Linked DNA regions of Homo sapiens: region 1 is linked to region 2. Evidence: read pairs that join two places in POLR2A ChIA-PET (ENCODE). Cell type or tissue: HepG2. All regions are shown on one strand. Links, peaks and the distances in the headings refer to the core of each region. The heading gives the core; the rest is flanking DNA. Region 1 has its middle 15 kb from the start of LINC02539. Region 2 has its middle 130 kb from the start of IFNGR1.

Region 1 (9,387 bases), core at 4,246-6,745, 370 kb before region 2:
CTCCAGCAGTCTGCTTTCGGTGGGTGGAAGTTCCAGGCTTGCAAAACCCTGTAGATAATAGAAGCAACAACTGGAGCACAATTGCTGACCCAGTTGCCAAATCTGATGCCATGTCATGGGGCTGGAATGCAGCTCAGTGCCATGCTGGACAGACTTTTCTCTTATACTACATGCTGATCAGAAGTTATTCACCCGGGCTGCATGTCTTCTTGCACATTACATGAACTAACACTTTGCCCGTTCATCTTGACAGCACAAGAGATACAGATGGGCAGGGTGTCCTTAAACATGCCTGCCTGTTCCTGTGATAGTTAAGTGATTGACTCAACAAAAATGGAAGAGAATTTGCTCAACTTTGATCCTTCTCTCTTCACTGGGTTTATGCAGGCTAGGTGGGTCACAGGACAGGTGAGGAAATGTGAGGGTGAGGCATTTCAATGTTATCTGATAGCACCAGTTGCCTCTCTTGACATTCCTTGCTAGCAAATATGAAAAATGCAATACCCTATATGAATATGCCTAATATGTCATTTTCCCCTAAGAAGGGAGAAGTGAGACTCTAACTATTATTATTAATTTTTCCAATGGAAATCCTCACTATGATTGCAGGATAATGCATCATCCATTTTGTAGACAACTTATTTTTTCTGATTTGATGTAAACTTTTGACTTTCTGCCCTTCTCTGCCCAGTTACTTCTAATTCTGAAGACTTTTTTCTCACATTCTTTCATGGTTTCAGTCTCTGCGGCCCTGACATCCTTTCCATATAATTCACCGCCAGATTTCCTGGTGACTTCCAGATTCGTAATCTTCTGGTGTCTTCCATTTGGATGAGCTCTGTCTCAGCCACTCCCCAGGAGGCCACACCTTATGCTTGGTCACAACTCAGATCGACTCCACTTTCAGGACGGCACATTCGGAAATCCCTTCCTTTTCTGGCTCCCTCCTTCCCTCTTTCTGCTTTGCATTTCATCTTAACTGAGACCTCTACTGCATGACTTTTATCTGGTCACCTACTCCGCCAATGCATTTGGTTTCATTCTTCTGCATCAGTCTGAACTCATTGGTCCATCATTCAGTTCAGGATCACCTACAATCCTCTTCTGTGATCTCTCTCAAATCTGTCTTTCCTTCCATTCCTGCAGGTGCTCTCTAAGACACTTGCAAGGATCTCCCACCCAGTCTCCTTATCTTCCAATCTGCTCTACTCTAATCTATATTAGTTACCCCTTCTAGGAGGATCATCCTGCTTTTAAAATGCCAATAAAGCTTTTCCAACTCTTATCCTCCAAACCCCTTCTACTTCTCCCTCCAAGTCTCGCTCCAGCTCTTTCCTCTCCTTTGAAATGCTCTTTCTCATCTCTGCCTGAAAAATACCATCTGTTCTTTCTAAAGACCATTTCCAATAGCATCTCCAGATTCCTCAAACTTTACTTGACCCCTTCTTGGTGTTATATGTCCATGCTAGCTATAGTGGTTTATATATTTGTTTTATCTTCTCTGCAGTGTGATCAGTGGAAGGTTCATGAGCTCTGGATTTAGAGAGAGATCTGGTTTAAGTTATCAGTATTTACCAGTTGTGTGATCTCAGGCAAGTCACTCCATTTCGCAAAGACTAAATTTCCCCATCTGTATAAAGGGATGATGCTATCTATCTCATGGGATTGTTAGGATTAAATGAGATAAAATAACCGCCATATGAAAGCCACTCAATAAATATCACTTCTTCTCTTTTTCCCCATTCCGTGCATCCTTGAGGTATGAGATTATTTCTACTCATTTTGTTTCCTTGGAAGGGCAGCATTGTTTGGCGCCTAGTAGGCTATTAATAAATAATTACTGTATTCATGTATTCATATCATGTGTCTTTGCTTTCCTGTTAAAAGTTAGAGCTCCCGAGACAATGTATTTTTCATTTGCAGTTCATTTCCTATTTAATTTTGGCAAGTTTAAAGAAGAATATTCTTTATATATTGAGCAGATAGTTAACAGGTAAACCTAGTGCCAACAATTCTGTCTTGTCTATTGAGAAAGACTAGCGGCTATGTGGTCTGTGTCTGGCTTGGAGTTAAGGAGAAGATTTTTTAGTGTGTGTGACAAAAACTCAGTCATAATAGTGATATTTGGGAAGCTCCCTTTTCATCTTATTGAATCAATATGACCCAATAAGATTGTGGCCAATCATGGTCCTCTCCCAGCTTCATAGCCAATAGGAAATGAGCTGGGAGCACTGATTCACATCCTTGTGTGTATGTGTGTGGTGGGGCTTGGTGGGGGGGAAAATGATTCCTGTTACAAAATCTAGTGATACTACAGTATTCCTGGCTAAAGAAGTGCTTCTTTTAGGAAAAGCTAAGCTTCAAGCTAAATATGTTTGTTTAAAGTATCATGATGTACAGCAAAGATTATTGAACTTGGAGTAGTGCAGAGGCTTGGACTCAAATCTCAGCTCCACTACACTATCAGCAGTGGAACCTCATGCATGTTACTTGGACCTCTTTCACTTGTAAAAGGCAAGAACAATACCCACATCACAGATTGTTGTAGGGATGGAAGCCATGCTTATGAATGCACCCTGTAGAGTGCATGGCATTTACAGAGAAAGCAGTTCACAAATGTTAGCTTTGGAATGCCAAAGTGTATAGAGAACTTCTCATAAAAGAAAGATCTAGTTTACTTTGCAGAAATGCAATAGCAGGCATTGTGTTATCATCATCTGTGTGACAGTTTTTGTGTGTCAACTTGGCTAGGCTATGGTGCTCAGATGTTAGGCCAATAGCAGTCTAGAAATGGCTGTGAAGGTATTTTTTAGATATGACTAATAGTTCAATCAGCAGACTAAGCAAAGCAGATTAGTCTCCATAATGATGGTGGGTTTCAGCTAATCAGTTGAAGGCCTTAAAAAGAAAAAAAGAAAAAAATCTGAGGTCCCCTAAGGAGGGGGGACCTCTGCCTCCGGTCTGTCTTCAGACTAGAACTGCAACATCAGTTCTTCTCTGAGTCTCTAGCCTGCTGATCTCCGCAAATTTTGACTTGCCTTCCCCCAAAATTGCACAAGAAAATTCCTTAAAATAAATCCCTATCTACCTATCAATCTGTCTATCCTGTTGGCTCTGTTTCTCTAGAGAACCCTAACTAATACAGCCCGTCTTGCTCACTGGGTGGTAATCGAATGTCAGGAACTGTATCTAACTCATCTTCACATCTCCAGTACCTAGCACAGTGCCAAATCTATAACAAATATTTATGCTTATTGAACTGCAGAGAATAGCAGCTCACATTCAGACACTATCTTATAAAAATGGTACTTGCACAGAAGGTTTAATTAATTCATCCCTCTACCTAGTTATTCATCCATCAAACATTTTGAGGGGAGCTTATTCCATATGACTGTGCTTGACACTGGTGATGCAGAGAGAAAAGACAGAATGCATTCTCACTATTTCATGGTGGCGTGAGGAGACAGTGCGAGTGAATGGGGCAGACGCAGGAAAGGAGGGTGAAGTGAGACACTGGGAATCTGTTTATCCAGGTGAGACAACAGGACAGCCTGACATAAGGGGGGACAATTGGGAAGAAGAGGAAGGGATGGGTTTAGGAGGTAGAAATAATAGGAGGGGAGAAACAAGGAGTGAGGCATCTCCCATGACTGCCTGGTTTCTGGTTAAGGTGTCTGGGAACACAGAGGAGGAACAGAGTTTCTCATCATCTTATCTGATCCTAACATTCCTCAGCATCGTACAACACAACCCCCTCATTTTAGGGATATGGATACAGAAGCTGAGAGAGAGCAGGTCTTTTGCCACCACCCTCATAAGTCAGGAGCTGGCAGAGTGAGTTTTAGAAGCCAAACGCGTGCTGTTTTGCTGAGTGTCCACTGTGGCCCACACAGCGGTGCCTGCCAAGTTCCTTGCACAATGGAAGGAAGGGAAATGAGCTCAAAGAGTCCCTGTTACTTCTGTGTGGTGCGGTTTCACTCTCGTGAGCTGTCGCATCGCTGACCAGCCTGCCATGCTCTCTGAGTGTCAACTGGGACCTGACCCAGCACCGGACTCATTCCATTTGGAAGATGGGTGTAATACCAGGCCTCAGTCCCCCATCTCTACTCCAGCCATGTTCAGCTGTGAGTTTACCATCATAACTTCCTGAATCTCAAGGGACAGCAATCAGATCCTTGCCAGATGGCTAGGCAATGGGATGCAATTTTTACATGAAATCACTGTAGACACTGTGACCAATGGAACTACCATTTTCATGGAGACCAGCTGAGCCCTGCTAACTGAAAATTCAGAGCATCTCCAGCCATTGTATCCAGTTGATGAAGTTGATGCTCTCCAACCATACCACATTATTTTGAATCCAAATTCATAGTTTACTTTCCAGTGTCATCCTGAGGATTGGAGGAAGGCACAGGAAATATCAGCGATTATCCTCCATTATCAGATTATTATATTTTTTTGTGTTAACATTTCTAGCGGTAAAATAGCTTGGAGAGGTTTAAACCATCTCTTAACCCACATTCTTTTGTAATTCTTTTTCAATTTAAAATCGATGATATCAATGGACTTCAATATTCTACTATTTAATCCCTTGTATAGATCTGCAATCTTTCAGCTGTTTATTTCACCCTGAGTTTCCAGTTTGGGCAAATAAAGAGTTGCCACCATGCACAGGTGACTCACCATGCACATGGGACTTCCACTATGATAGAAGGTCATGGTGTGCCTGATGGATTAGGCAAAGCTCCCCCACATTCACCTCCAGGACTTTCCTCTTTCCCTTGGGCACGTGCTTGCCATCTGCTGGGCTATGTGTTCCATGAGGTTAGAGGCTGTGGCTGCCATGTCCACCACTCTGTTTCTAGCACTGAATCAGGGCCTGGCACCCAGAAACTACAGAATAAATATTTATTGAGTGAATGCCTAGAGACTAATCATCAGCGACGTAATCATGTTATTTGTCCTTTTCTACAACAAATGTTTCTCAAAGGTCAGAAATGAGAAGATGAAACCAGGACCAACGTGGATTAAATAGAGGTATGACATAATTTCCTATTGTCTCCGTCCATCTGCAGTCAAGGTTATATTCACATCTCAGATCTTCATCAGAATGGCTTTCCCTCTTCTCTTAAAAGAAAACAGAAGAGTTCTGTGCAGTTAAGAGGTTGAATGAAAAAAGGGAGGGAGGGTTCAGAAGGAAAAGTCCAAACATCCTCTTCCCCATGGAAATAATGATAATAGGAATAATGAGAAGGCTAAATTATTTGCTTACTATGTGGCACTGCACTTTATTATTTAATTAATCCTCATGGCAAGCCTATGAGGTAGATAATATCATGCCCAGTTGTGGGGGAAAAAAAGGGGGGAATTTAGAAGAATGTAAATAACTTGCCCAAGCTGGTAGGTAGAGAAGCCGGAATTCCACCCCAGGTCTGTCTGAGTCCAGAGTTTAACCACCAACCCTTAGCTGGTTTGAATATTTAAGGGCAGGGTCCAAGTCTCATTCATCTTTGTTTAACTCATAGCACCTGGCCTAAGGTCACACCTGCCACGTGGAAACAGCAAATATTAGTTGATTCAAAAGTAGAGCTAGTCAAAGGCCCTGGGATAGGGTTACTTTACTGGAAAACAGGGCATGCATGAAAGGAAATGTAAAAGCCAACCAAGAAAAAGCAGAGTGGCATAAGTGGTCTTATATCACACCAAAGACAGAGGTTAACCTTAAATGTGTTTGGAATTCATAGCATGAAGTTAAAAAAGTATTTTGAAGCGGCTACACTGTAAGAATGATAAATCATGGGAAACAGCTGGAAGGATCCTGAAGTTCTTTCTTCTGACTTGTTCTTTTTCCAAGGACTGTAGATTCCTTAGCTTAGGCCAGCTGGGGTGAGTTCTTGTTGGTGTGTGAGTATATGGTTTTCACATGTAAAGCAAATTTAAGACTCGGTTATGATAGATTTGTGCTGTGTTTGTGCCCCAATCTTCAGGCCACATTTCTACTGTGCTGTCTTAGCCAGCTTCTCGTGGGCAGGGCTGTCAAGTCAACTCCCAGACTTGGTGGGTTGTCCGCTCTATCAGCCTCCTTCAGAATGTTCGTGGTGGCACCTCTAGATCCTTCTCAGAATGCTGTCTCATTTATTTCCTGACAGTTAAAGAAAACTTAAGAAAGTGAAAGCTTACATGAGAAAATGAGTAAGCACTTTTAAAACAGAACTATTAAGCTCACTTTCAATGTTGCTAAAGTTCGCCCTTTTTAGACACCTTTAAATCCCTAGTGCCCAGACAAATCAAATGCCTAATAGGGCTTGCTTCCAGTGCGGTCTACAAGGACACTTTAAAAAAGGTTGTCCAGGCCGGGCGTGGTGGCTCACGCCTGTAATCCCAGCACTTTGGGAGGCCGAGGCGGGCGGATCACGAGGTCAGGAGATCGAGACCATCTCGGCTAAAACGGTGAAACCCCGTCTGTACTAAAAATACAAAAAATTAGCCGGGCGTAGTGGCGGGCGCCTGTAGTCCCAGCTACTTGGGAGGCTGAGGCAGGAGAATGGCGTGAACCCGGGAGGCGGAGCTTACAGTGAGCCGAGATCCCGCCACTGCACTCCAGCCTGGGCGACAGAGCGAGACTCCGTCTCAAAAAAAAAAAAAAAAAAAGAAAAAAAAAAAGGTTGTCCAGATAGAAATAAGCCGCCCCCTCTTCCATGCCCTTTATGTCAAGGGAATCACTGGAAGGCCCACTGCCCCAGGGGACAAAGGTCTTCTGAGTCAGAAGCCACTAACCAGATGATCCAGCAGCAGGACTGAGGGTTCCCCGGGGCAAACGCCAGCCCATCACCCTCACAGTGTCCCAGATATGCTTGACCATTGAGGGCCAGGAGGTTAACTGTCTCCTGGACGCTGGCACAGCCTTCTCAGTCTTACTCTCCTATCCCAGACAACTGTCCTCCAGATCTGTCACTATCTGAGGGGTCCTAGGACAGGCAGTCACTAGATACTTCTCCCAGCCACTAAGTTGTGACTGGGGAACTTTACTCTTTTCACATGCTTTTCTAATTATGCCTGAAAGCCCCACTCCCTTGTTAGGGAGAGACATTCTAGCAAAAGCAGGGGCCATTATACCCCTGAACATAGGAGAAGGAACACACATTTGCTGTCCCCTGCTTGAGGAAGGAATTAATCCTGAAGTCTGGGCAACAGAAGGACAATATGGACGAGCAAAGAATGCCCATCCTGTTCAAGTTAAACTAAAGGATTCCGCCTCCTTTCCCTAACAAAAGCAGTACCCCCTTAGACCCGAGCCCCAACAATGACTCCAAAAGATTTTTAAGGACCTAAAAGCCCAAGGCCTAGTAAAAGCATGCAATAGCCCCTGCAATACTCCAAATTTAGGAGTACAGAAACCCATCAGACAGTGGAGGTTAGTGCAAGATCTCAGGATTATCAGTGAGGCCGTTGTCACTCCATACCCAGCTGTACCTAACCCTTATACTCTGCTTTCCCAAATACCAGAGGAAATAGAGTGGTTTACAGTCCTGGACTTTAAGGCTGCCTTTTTCTGCATCGCTGTGCATCCTGACTCTCAGTTCTTGTTTGCCTTTGAAGATCCTTCAAATCCAATGTCTCAACTCACCTGGACTGTTTTACCCCAAGGGTTCAAGGATAGCCCCCATCTATTTGGCCAGGCATTAGCCCAAGACTTGAGCCAATTCTCATACCTGGACACTCTTGTCCTTCAGTACGTGGATAATTTACTTCTAGCTGCCCGTTCAGAAATCTTGTGCCATCAAGCCACCCAAGCGCTTTTAAACTTCCTTGCCACTTGTGGCTATAAGGTTTCCAAACCAAAGGCTCAGCTCTGCTTACAGCAGGTTAAATACTTATGGCTAAAATTATCCAAAGGCACCAGGGCCCTCAGTGAGGAATGTATCCAGACTATACTGGCTTATCCTCATTCCAAAACCCTAAAAGCAATTACGAGGGTTCCTTGGCATAACAGGCTTCTGCCAAATATGGATTCCCAGGTACGGCAAAATAGCCAGGCCATTATATACACTAATTAAGGAAACTCAGAAAGCCAATACCCATTTAGTAAGATGGATACCTGAAGCAAAAGCAGCTTTCCAGGCCCTGACAAAGGCCCTAACCCAAGCCCCAGTGTTAAGTTTGCCAACGGGGCAAGACTTTTCTTTATATGTCACAGAAAAAACAGGAATAGCTCTAAGAGTCCTTACACAGGTCCAAGGGACCAGCTTGCAACCCGTGGCATACCTGAGTAAGGAAATTGATGTAGTGGCAAAATGTTGGCCTCATTGTTTACGGGTAGTGGCAGCAGTAGCAGTCTTAGTTTCTGAAGTAGTTAAAACGATACAGGGAAGAGATCTTACTGTGTGGACATCTCATGATGTGAACGGCATACTCACTGCTAAAGGAGACTTGTGGCTGTCAGACAACCGTTCGCTTAAATATCAGGCTCTATTAATTGAAGGGCCAGTGCTGTGACTGCACACTTGTGCAACTCTTAACCCAGCCACATTTCTTCCAGACAATGAAGAAAAGATAGAACATAACTGTCAATAGGTGATTGCTCAAACCTACACTTCTCAAAATGACCTTCTAGAGGTTCCCTTGACTGATTCTGACCTCAACTTGTATACTGATGGAAGTTCCTTTGTAGAAAAAGGACTTCAAAAAGCGGGGTATGCAGTGCTCAGTGATAATGGAGTACTTGAAAGTAATCCCCTCACTCCAGGAGCTAGTGCTCAGCTGGCAGAACTAATAGCCCTCACTCGGGCACTAGAATTAGGAGAAGGAAAAAGGGTAAATATATATATAGACTCTAAGTATGCTTACCTAGTCCTCCATGCCCACGCAGCAATATGGAGAGAAAGGAAATTCCTAACTTCCAAGAGAACACCTATCAAACATCAGGAAGCCATTAGGAGATTATTATTGGCTGTACAGAAACCTAAAGAGGTGGCAGTCTTACACTGCTGGGGGCATCAGAAAGGAAAGGAAAGGGAAATAGAAGTGAACCGCCAAGTGGATATTGAAACCAAAAGAGCCACAAGGCAGGACCCTCCATTAGAAATGCTTATAGAATGACCCCTAGTATGGAGTAATCCCCCCTGGGAAACCAAGCCCCAGTACTCAGAAAAAGAAATAGAATGCGGAACCTCACGAGGACATAGTTTCCTCTCCTCAGGATGGCTAACCACTGAAGAAGGAAAAATATTTTACTTGCAGCTAACCAATGGAAATTACTTAAAACCCTTCACCAAACCTTTCACTTAGGCATTGATAGCACCCATCAGATGGCCAAATTATTATTTACTGGACCAGGCCTTTTCAAAACTGTCAAGAAAAGAAATAATCTGCCAAAGAAATAATTTT
Region 2 (9,387 bases), core at 3,737-6,236:
AAATCATTTATGCACGTTTGCATTTATGATAAAAATTCCATGAAAACCGGAACTATAAAATATAATGTTGCCCCAGGACAAAATAGCACCAGTCTAAAGTAACTGACAGTAGAGCTGATGAAATCAGAAAATCAGCAAATAGAAATGCTGTAAAATTAACACTACCATTTTTGAACATCTAACTGCATAGCTTATCATTCGCTTTTTAAAATCTCTAATCTCCATAGCAACTCAGTAAGAAGTATTATGTTCCCAATTTTTATATGCTGAGACTAGGTTTAAAAGTGGGGCAACTGACCTAGGTCACTTATTAATTTTTGTCTGACCCTAAAGCCTATCTTTCCACTATGCCAACTATACTTCTGATCTCAAATATTTCCTTTCGTTTGGCTTCCAGAGTTAATCTATGTTTGTTTGAGAACGAAAAGCTAATTCCACAATGTGTAGCAGTAGGCAGTGAAGGAGAACATAAAGTAAGGAGAAAAATAAGTTAAGTCAAAATACATGAGTAAGACAGATGCACATTTTATAGTTAATTGAAACACAAAAAGCAAAGAAATGGGCTCTTGAATTATTTTTATTCCTCTGCTGAAGTGAAGGTAGGCAGAAATCCTAGTCTTTCCATAAATTATTTTTTTTCTTCTTATTCCAAAAGATGTTTGCATTCAGGGAAGCCTACCAAATTTAAGTATTTGTTAATTTTAACATTTTTAATATAATCAAGGAGAATTTAGTGAACTGCATTTGATTTTATGTGGTTCCTGAAATTTTGGGACATTAATTGTTTTTGTTTTATTCATAAACAGATAAATTGTGCCTTTGAAAATACATAAAGTGTTTGTTTTTTAAAAAAAGAAAGGTGTTTTGTGCTTACTAAAGAGCACTATGAAGAAGTCTAACATTCTGTGAATTAATTTAATTCATAGCTGATCTGTAGGGTTATGAAGTCTTATGGTATATTTTCTTTACTTCAAACGAAACCCCTTTCCATGCAAACCTCCCTGCATAGTGAGTTTCTGACTTGTTTTTCCAAGGCTAAAACCGCTCTGTGTATGGGTATCACCTGGGGCTCTCTCTGGCTGTGGAGCACAGGCTGAGTGTCCATATTGGAACTGCCAATTCTTTTGACGGCCCTGCCCGTTTCACTACTATTGGGCCACAACTCTTAATCAAAGTCACTTCAAAGACCCCAAACAGATTGATTCACATGTGAATGCTACCCAAACTGTCTTCAAAAGGAGGAGGGACTCTAGTCTTATGTTCCTTTGAACCTACTGTTGCTCATTTACTAGTATTTACTTTGCATGGCCTATGGCTGAACCATGGAAATTGGAAAACAAACTCCTATTCAGCAAGTCATGTCAAAGGTGACTGCAGAGCCAGAGAGTCAACTGTGGGACAGACATTCTTTCTGATCAGGAGGCCTCTTCTGCAGCGCTGCTGTCTCCACAGTTACATACCTGTCCATGGAAGCCTTTCGTTTATCTTGTCTATGTGGGAAGTCCTAGACGATGCCATCGATCTGGGAGATGAGAGAGATGCCCATATGACACTCCAACAATAGCTGTGGGGCAGGAAAAAAAGAAAAAGAAAAAGAAAATTAGCTGGACCCTGAACAAAGTTCTTTTGAGCTCTACTATGATTGTAGAGAAGATCCAATAGGCACTCTGTTCAGAAACATACTTCGTACACTTTCAGACACACAGTGAAGAAAGCATTTTCACTTAAGAACATAAAATGGGTACTGTCCAAGGATTCAGTGAAGAGGAAGACAGGAAATAACTACATCTCTGACTTTTCTTATGGTGGAAACTCAGACTCTCCCAGAAGAATGAAGCTGCAGCATGCATCACTGCCTCACAGTCATTTACGGTGAACATATTTCCTGTTGACTGTTCTTACAGTAGAATCAGGAAAGGGGTATGAAATGTGCCAGATGTGAATGGTTTGTGAGTTCTGTGATCCCCAAACCAGAGTTGCTGATATTATTATTAGTCTAGGTTGAACACTGAAAAATGTTAAGGTTATATTCCTCAGAGATATATCCAAGCATATTTTAAAGTTCATTTAGATCTGAAAAATTTAAGAACCCAGATTGAATTACATCTATTTTCTTTTCCTGGAAAAAAAAATACTTTGCATATATACATTTCTTATCTGATGGTGTTTTAAGGTTAAATGGTGAGAATTTTTCACAAGGCATGTGAAAGAGCCTCAGAAAAGTATAAAGGGCTTTGCACCATCTCAACCATCATCATCATCATTGCTAATAGAATCCTCTGGAAGCCTCGCTGACTGCCAAGTTTGTGATGGAAGCCAAGTCTCATTCATGTCACGAGAACTGAAATAAAGACGAAGTTTTTCTTATGGGAAGGTCCTTCTCTGACTAAGGGATTTGCTGCCAAACTCACAGTGCTGTCGTCAGCTGACCTTTGCGGCAAGGTGCAAAGTCCATCTGTTTACACAGACTTTTACTCCATAGGGGCTAATTTGAGATTAAATTTCTCGGACATGATAGAGAAGCAATGTGAATGTGAATGTTTATTTAGTGCTGGCTTTTCTGTCTAACATCACACTTTATAGATATTCCAAATGCCTCACAGAAATAGACCAATATATTCATTTAAAACACCATAAAATGTTATTTACAAGTCTAATTGAATAAATTATGTTAAATAAAAGGATAATAATTTTAAATACATACTGAGAATACAAATTCAAATACATTGTGGCAGAAATAGCACATTGTGTTTTAAATGATTGTGTTTTAATCACCATTTAGATATCAATATAGCTGAAATAAAAGCAGGTGAAGAGAAAAATATAGGAAAGTGTCCATTAAAAAGTCTTTTGGAGACCAGCCATGGCGGCTCATGCCTGCAATCCCAGCATTTTGAGAGGCCAAGGCAGGTGGATCGCTTGAGCCCAGGAGTTTGAGACCAGCCCGGGCAACATAGCAAAACCCCATCTGTACAAAAAATACAAAACATTAGTCAAGTATCATGATGCATGCCTGTAGTCCCAGCTACTCAGGAGGCTGAAGTGGGAGGATCACCTGAGCCTGGGAGGCAGAGGTTGCAGTGAGCCACAATCATGCCACTGCACCCCAGCCTGGGTGACAGAGTAAGACCTTGTCTCAAGAAAACAAAAAACAAAACAAAAAGTCCTATGGAGAGGCCAATGCCAATAACAGTGATTTCATGCATCTACTACACAGAATACTTCTCCACCCTTGGAGTTATTGCTATTGCAGAAGTCCTCTGCAAGGCTATCTCCATACGCAGCATCCTCAGATTCCACAACTCCAGTTAAAACCACAAACACATCACATCCTGACCTCATCAACCTTGGTTACGTCACTCTGGGGTGGTGTTTGCGGACACAAGGAAAGGAGAAGCAAGAAGCAAGCAGCTAGAGACATACCCGATAGAGGAGCTGGGTATCTCAGCCTCCACTCATTGTCTGTTTTCCACCCCGTCTTCCCCTCAAAGATCTGCTTTCTAGAATTTTCTCATTATACTATGAGTGAGAGACACTAGATTTGAAATATTTCCTTGTTATCATATCATTATCTAAAAATGTAAGTAAGCAGTAGTGACATGTATATTTTTACAGAATTAGTGGGAAATCTAGCCAAGAACACAACTTTTCTCTGTCTGTCAACCAAGTTTTTAATTCACCAGATCACATGAGCCCATGGACATATACCTGCCAGTGGGGGGACAGGTAATGGAAGTGATAAAGTGACTACTGGTATATAGAACTGAGGTAAATAACATTATGACTATATAATATTATAGGTCTTTAATTAGGTCTATTCAGCCTCAGGTTTAATTTTTAATCTACATTTTTCTTCTTCCTTTTTTTTTTTTTTTTTTTTTTTTTTTTTTTTTTTTTTTGAGACGGAGTTTCACTCTTGTTGCCCAGGCTGGAATGCAATGGCATGATCTCAGCTCACCGCAACCTCTGCCTCCCAGGTTCAAGCAATTCTCTTGCCTCAGCCTCCTGAGTAGCTGGGATTATAGGCATGCACCACCACACCCAGCTAATTTTATACTTTTAGTAGAGACGGAGTTTCTCCGTGTTGGTCAGGCTGGTCTTGAACTCCCGATCTCAGGTGATCCACCTGCCTCAGCCTCCCAAAGTGCTGAGATTACAGGTGTGAGCCACTGCACCTGGCCCATTTTTCTCCTTTTTAAGACAAATCTGTGCACTGAACTGCAGTTGTTATTTGCTGGAGATTGCTTGTTCAGTAATAATGAATAAAAATATTTGACATTTGGCCAGACATGGTAGCTCACACCTGTAATCCCAGTGCTTTAGGAGGTTGAGGCAGGAGGATTGCTTGAGGCCAGGAGTTCAAGACCAGCCTGGGCAACATAGCAAGACCCTACCTCTACAAAAAATTTAAAAATTAGCTGAGTGTGATGGCATGTGTCTGTAGTCCTAGCTACTTGGGAGGCTGAGGCAGTATTGCCTGTGCCTGGGAGTTCGAGGCTGCAGTGAGCTATGATCACACCACTTCACTCCAGCCTAGGCCACAAAGCAAGGTCCTGTCTCGAAAAAGAAATCTAACATTGATGGGCATTTCCACTTTGCCAAGTACAACTCTAAGCACTTGATAAGACTTGCTTCATTTAACTGGCACAAGAACCCTGTGAGGTGGTGCCACTGTTATTGCTACCTTACAGATGAGGAAACTGAGGCCTAAAGAACTGAGTAACTAGCTAGTAAACAAGGAGCTGGGATGACTCCAGAGACTGCATTATTAATCTCTGTGCCCTGCTGCTTCTTCAACGCAATTTGTATCCACTGAAAATCCAATGGACTGGGTGGAACATCAGTACCCGCTGAACTGGGGAGACTGTTAATTAGTGAGGAGACAAATCAAAGGAACAGCTTGGAACATAGCTACACACAAACTAAGGACTGACCCGTTGTGAGATAACCAAGGGAACATCTGCCAAAAACAGCCTGTTCTGATGTACAAAGATCATTTGTTATTTGCACAATAGACATTTGTATACAAATGAAGGCTGACATGAACTTAAACATTTTGCCCTGTGTTTGTCTTTGCCTTGTGTTCAAGCCAGCATTTAATCAGTTAAATGCTGTCTTTGAAATTTGGTTCACAGTGTTGGTTTCTAAAATCTACACGAACCAGAAGCCTACTGTCTCCGTCAGAATCGTGAGGAGCTCGGGAGAGGTGGTTTGGAGAATGGTGAAGTCTCAGTGTATCTGCTTTCAGTCTGTATTTGAGTCCCGAGTGTGGCTCTCTCATACCACTGATGTGCTTGTCTCTAAGTGAAGCCGACTGGAGCCTCGAATTTTTCTCCCTAGAACCCTTTTGACATTACGTGTGATAGAATGGAAATCTATCCCTGCTAGCAACAGGTGCAGCTTCAGGAAGAACACCATTCCACAGATAACAGGCATGCATATGTCTAGTGGATTTAATTAGACACAGTGCCCACTAGCAATTTCTGCAGATGTTCACATCAAATCACCTGAGCTAATTTTCTCATACTCTTCTGTTTAGCCTATTTTCTCACTCCCAAGTGTATGTACTCTCTCCTTAATCCTATGATGCCTACATGCAAACACACTTCCTTCTGCTCCTAGAATCCAGATACTTGATTCATTGTGTGATATTGAAGAGATTCCAATGCTGGTGGATGTTTAGTCTTCATTAAGAAATGCATATTATTCATGGTGAAGAGCTCTATCTGGAGGGTAGGGAAATAGTGGCTGTGTCTAGCTCGGAGTTCCAGTCTCTGATACAGAGAACGTGCACACTGGGTTCTCTGAGACATAGTCAGAAAGAACGGTGGCTGCATTTAACTGTCCTGCAGAAGCCCTTTGCTCAATCCAGTCCTTGTGGTCCCAGAAGTAAAGGCTTTTGCTAAAGAATGCAGCTTATTTCCCAAGGGTGTCTTACAGTATATGTACATAGCTAAATATACTGGATTAAAAAAACATAAGCATTTTCTAACAGAGTGAAAGAAGACTTGAACTAGTAAAGAGGCGATTTGGGAGCTTATCTCATGCCCATCCCTGTCTAGCTGGGTAATCTTCCTCTCTCGGCCTTAGTTTCTTTAGCTACAAAACAGTAAAGTAGAATGTTTTATTTTTAAGATTCCTTCTAACTTAAAAGCTGTATTTTAAATAGAGCCAAATTTCATTGTTTCTCTCTGCCCTAAAAGTGCAGCTCATGGCCCCACAATAACATTAGAGTAACAGACAGGCACTGAGGTTTACATAAATCCTTTAATCCACAACAGCTTTGTCAGACAGATATAGTTATTATCCCCATTTTACAAAGATTGTTCTCATGGGAAGATTTAAAATTAGTATCTCTAAAATAATAAAGAGAACTACAAGAAATCAGTAATGACACAAGCAGAGAAAAGGCCTAAAATGTGGTATGCGCCCACTCTGCTTCCTTTTGCTCTCTGTCTCCTTGAGCCTCAACTAAATCCATAAAATGGGTATATACGACCTCTCTGAGCAAAAAGCAGAAGCTGAAAACAGATGAATTCCTCGGAGTGCCTCCAGATCTAAAATAAATGCTCATGCCCCCATGGTCTCTTTTAATTGGCTGTGGAGGGGTTGGTTATTAGGAAGTCTAGGAAAATCTTCTTTAAAGAGCATTTGTAAACCAACTAAAAATAAGATGACAGCTGCATGGAAAATATCTGACCCTGAGTACAGTCGTCCCTTGGTATCTATGGGGAATTGGGTCTATCCTTGCCCTCCCCATACATACCAAAATCTGAGGATGCTCAAGTCCCTGATATAAAATGGTGTACTATTTGCATATAACCTACGTACATTCTCTTGTATATTTTTAATCATTTGTAGATTACTTATAATACCTAATGCAATGTAAATGCTAAGTAAATAGTTCTAGTGCTGTACTGATTTTTAAATTTATATTACTTTTATTGTTGTACTGTCATTTTAATTTTTTTTTTTTTTTTTGAGATGAAATTTTGCTCTGTCACCCAGGCTGGAGTGCAGCGGCATGATCTGAGCTCACTGCAACCTCCACCTCCTGAATTTAAGCAATCCTCCTGCCTCAGCCTCTCAAAATGCTGTGATTACAGGTGCACACCACCACACCTGGCTAATTTTTGTATTTTTAGTAGAGATAGGGTTTTGCCATGTTGGCCAGGCTGGTCTCAAACTCGTGGAGTCAAGTGACCCACCTGCTTCAGCCTCTCAAAATGCTGGGATTACAGGTGCACGCCACCACACCTGGCTAATTTTTGTATTTTTAGTAGAGACAGCGTTTTGCCATGTTGGCTAGGCTGGTCTCAAACTCGTGGAGTCAAGTGATCCACCTGCCTCCGCCTCTCAAAATGCTAGGATTACAAGCATGAGCCACCACACTCAGCCCTTGCGTTGTTTTTTTTCCAAATATTTTTGATCTGAGGTTGGTTCAGTTCACGGATGCAGAATCCTCAAATACAGAGGAACTATACCACACAGGTAATGAGAAAGTCTTAGGACCTGCCTTTATGACTGACATAAAGCAGAAGAGAGTGAGGAAAGACCCGATAAAGATGCAAACCAATAAGGTAACTTACATGGATTTGAAGCAAACCTAAGGATTTGATATGGTCTCCATGTTAAATATCATGTAGATTTATATTTTAGTTTATTCCTTCACTTTGCCTGCTTGTTTATATGCTAGCTTGTCACTTTCGTGCTGCTACTGTTTTCAAGATGCTATGTTCTAGTTACTATAAGTCAGAGTTTTTGATGTCTCAAATTTAGGTCACTCCTAGATGCAACTGATGCCCTCCTTTCCCTATACATTGTCTAGGATCACGCACAACAACCAGACTTCACATTTCAAACCGAGGGCTGGAATCAGTGGATGATTTTGACAGACGTAACACATCGACAGGACAAATGTGTCTTTATTTTGTGTGAATAAATATGCACATTGCACACTCAGTCTAGTAAACAGATTCTCAAAGTCCCATGGAAATCATCAGAATTAGAAGAGTAAATGTATGTTAAATGAGCCCACATAGGTAGATAAGCTCTACCAGGTGAACAGTATTTATGTAGTACAAGAACTTCCATGTCAAGTTCCAGGGCCTAAACAATGTGACTTGACTTAAAAAACAAACAAACAAAAAGTGCACCCTTAAAATCTCTGTCATATGTAAAACGTAGCTGGCCAAGAGATGTATGAGGGAATTTCATCTTCCTTTCATACACATTAGCCACTGCTGTTAACAAGATTAATAGAACAGTGATTTATATAAACATTTATTTCTCTAATGATTTTATTTTAAAATAGTGTACTTTGAAAAGGTCTTTTTCAAGTTTTGAGAACTAAAAATTGAAATTAGCCTTGGTTGGGGGAGCCTTTCATCCTGGAAGCCTTTCTTTTTGAGGCAGGGTTGGTACAGGGGCTCCCAAAGGCTCTTCAATGAGTAAGAAAGCCAAGCTCACTGTCACCCCCAGAAGACAAGCATTTGCTCTCATAAGAGGGGATAGATTCTCTCTGCTGTCTCATAAGAGCAGAGTTATCTGTACACTACTTAGTAGGCTGATGACTACCATTTTTAGTAACTTTATATATAATTTACTAAATGTACTATTTACTATAATTTAGTAACATTATATAATTCATTCTGAAAATAAGTAAGTAAACATAATAAGCAGTAAAAATTCCCAAGTATATATACCCAAGCCCAATGTTTTATTATCCATCCTTAGAGATTTATATATTCTACACAAGCACACTGTACAATAATGTAAATTTCACCACTTATGCAAAAAGCTGTTTTCCCCTTTTTCATGGAAATTTGCTTTAAATATATATTTTACACTCCTGCCTTCTTAAGCAGAGGATATTGGACATAGTGATATCATTTAAACTTATCCTGGTGACTTGGAAACTTGTATTTTTTAATGCAGGATAATAATTCTGTCCTGAATTTCCCCTTCTTTCTAACAGAATGTTGAATCAGTTGTCACATCACCTGTCCTTTAATAGTTTTCCTTACACTTCAGGTCTCTTTCTTTGGTGTTGCTTGTGACCAGGAAAATGTATCCAACCTAACAGGCAGTAAGCTTTGGGTATAGTTTTTATGAAACTACATAGCTCTAGTGCATAGATCTAGGGCAAGGGATTTATAAAAATCACTTTTGGAACACGTGGTCTCTTACTTTGATGCCATCCTGGAGCACAAGGTTTCCTTAAATCTGACCCCAGAAGAGTGACATATTAATGTCATGGTTTGCATATTCCTTAAGGTTTAGAATCCAGTGTATGCCAAATGGCTGAAATATAAAAGGCCGCAACATGGATGTGCAATCTGTGTGGCCCAGGGATCCCGTTCATGGGATGCATAAAGAAGGCATCCT

Evidence for each region. ChIA-PET counts read pairs that join two places held together with the same protein. Peaks named below come from ENCODE experiments on the same cell type or tissue, not always from the same donor. Only the 100,000 strongest peaks of a DNase experiment are listed, where the experiment ranks them.
Region 1: POLR2A ChIA-PET joins it to region 2 with 5 read pairs; 1 of 35 experiments calls an interaction of 5 or more read pairs at or near these places.

What each region holds. Positions count from the first base shown.
Region 1 is chr6:137,719,597-137,728,983 of GRCh38, reverse strand. No RefSeq gene overlaps it. Among named protein-coding and RNA genes, the nearest start is that of LINC02539, 15 kb to the left of the region's middle. In HepG2, for the core only: a CTCF peak has its summit at 4,783 (motif pointing left); DNase peaks (open chromatin) are centred at 4,783 and 5,513.
Region 2 is chr6:137,346,042-137,355,428 of GRCh38, reverse strand. No RefSeq gene overlaps it. Among named protein-coding and RNA genes, the nearest start is that of IFNGR1, 130 kb to the right of the region's middle. RefSeq lists a cis regulatory region at 1,293-1,304, an enhancer at 1,226-1,370 and a silencer at 3,945-4,140. In HepG2, for the core only: no CTCF peak of the experiment used is centred there; a DNase peak (open chromatin) is centred at 5,018; H3K4me3 peaks cover 955 bases.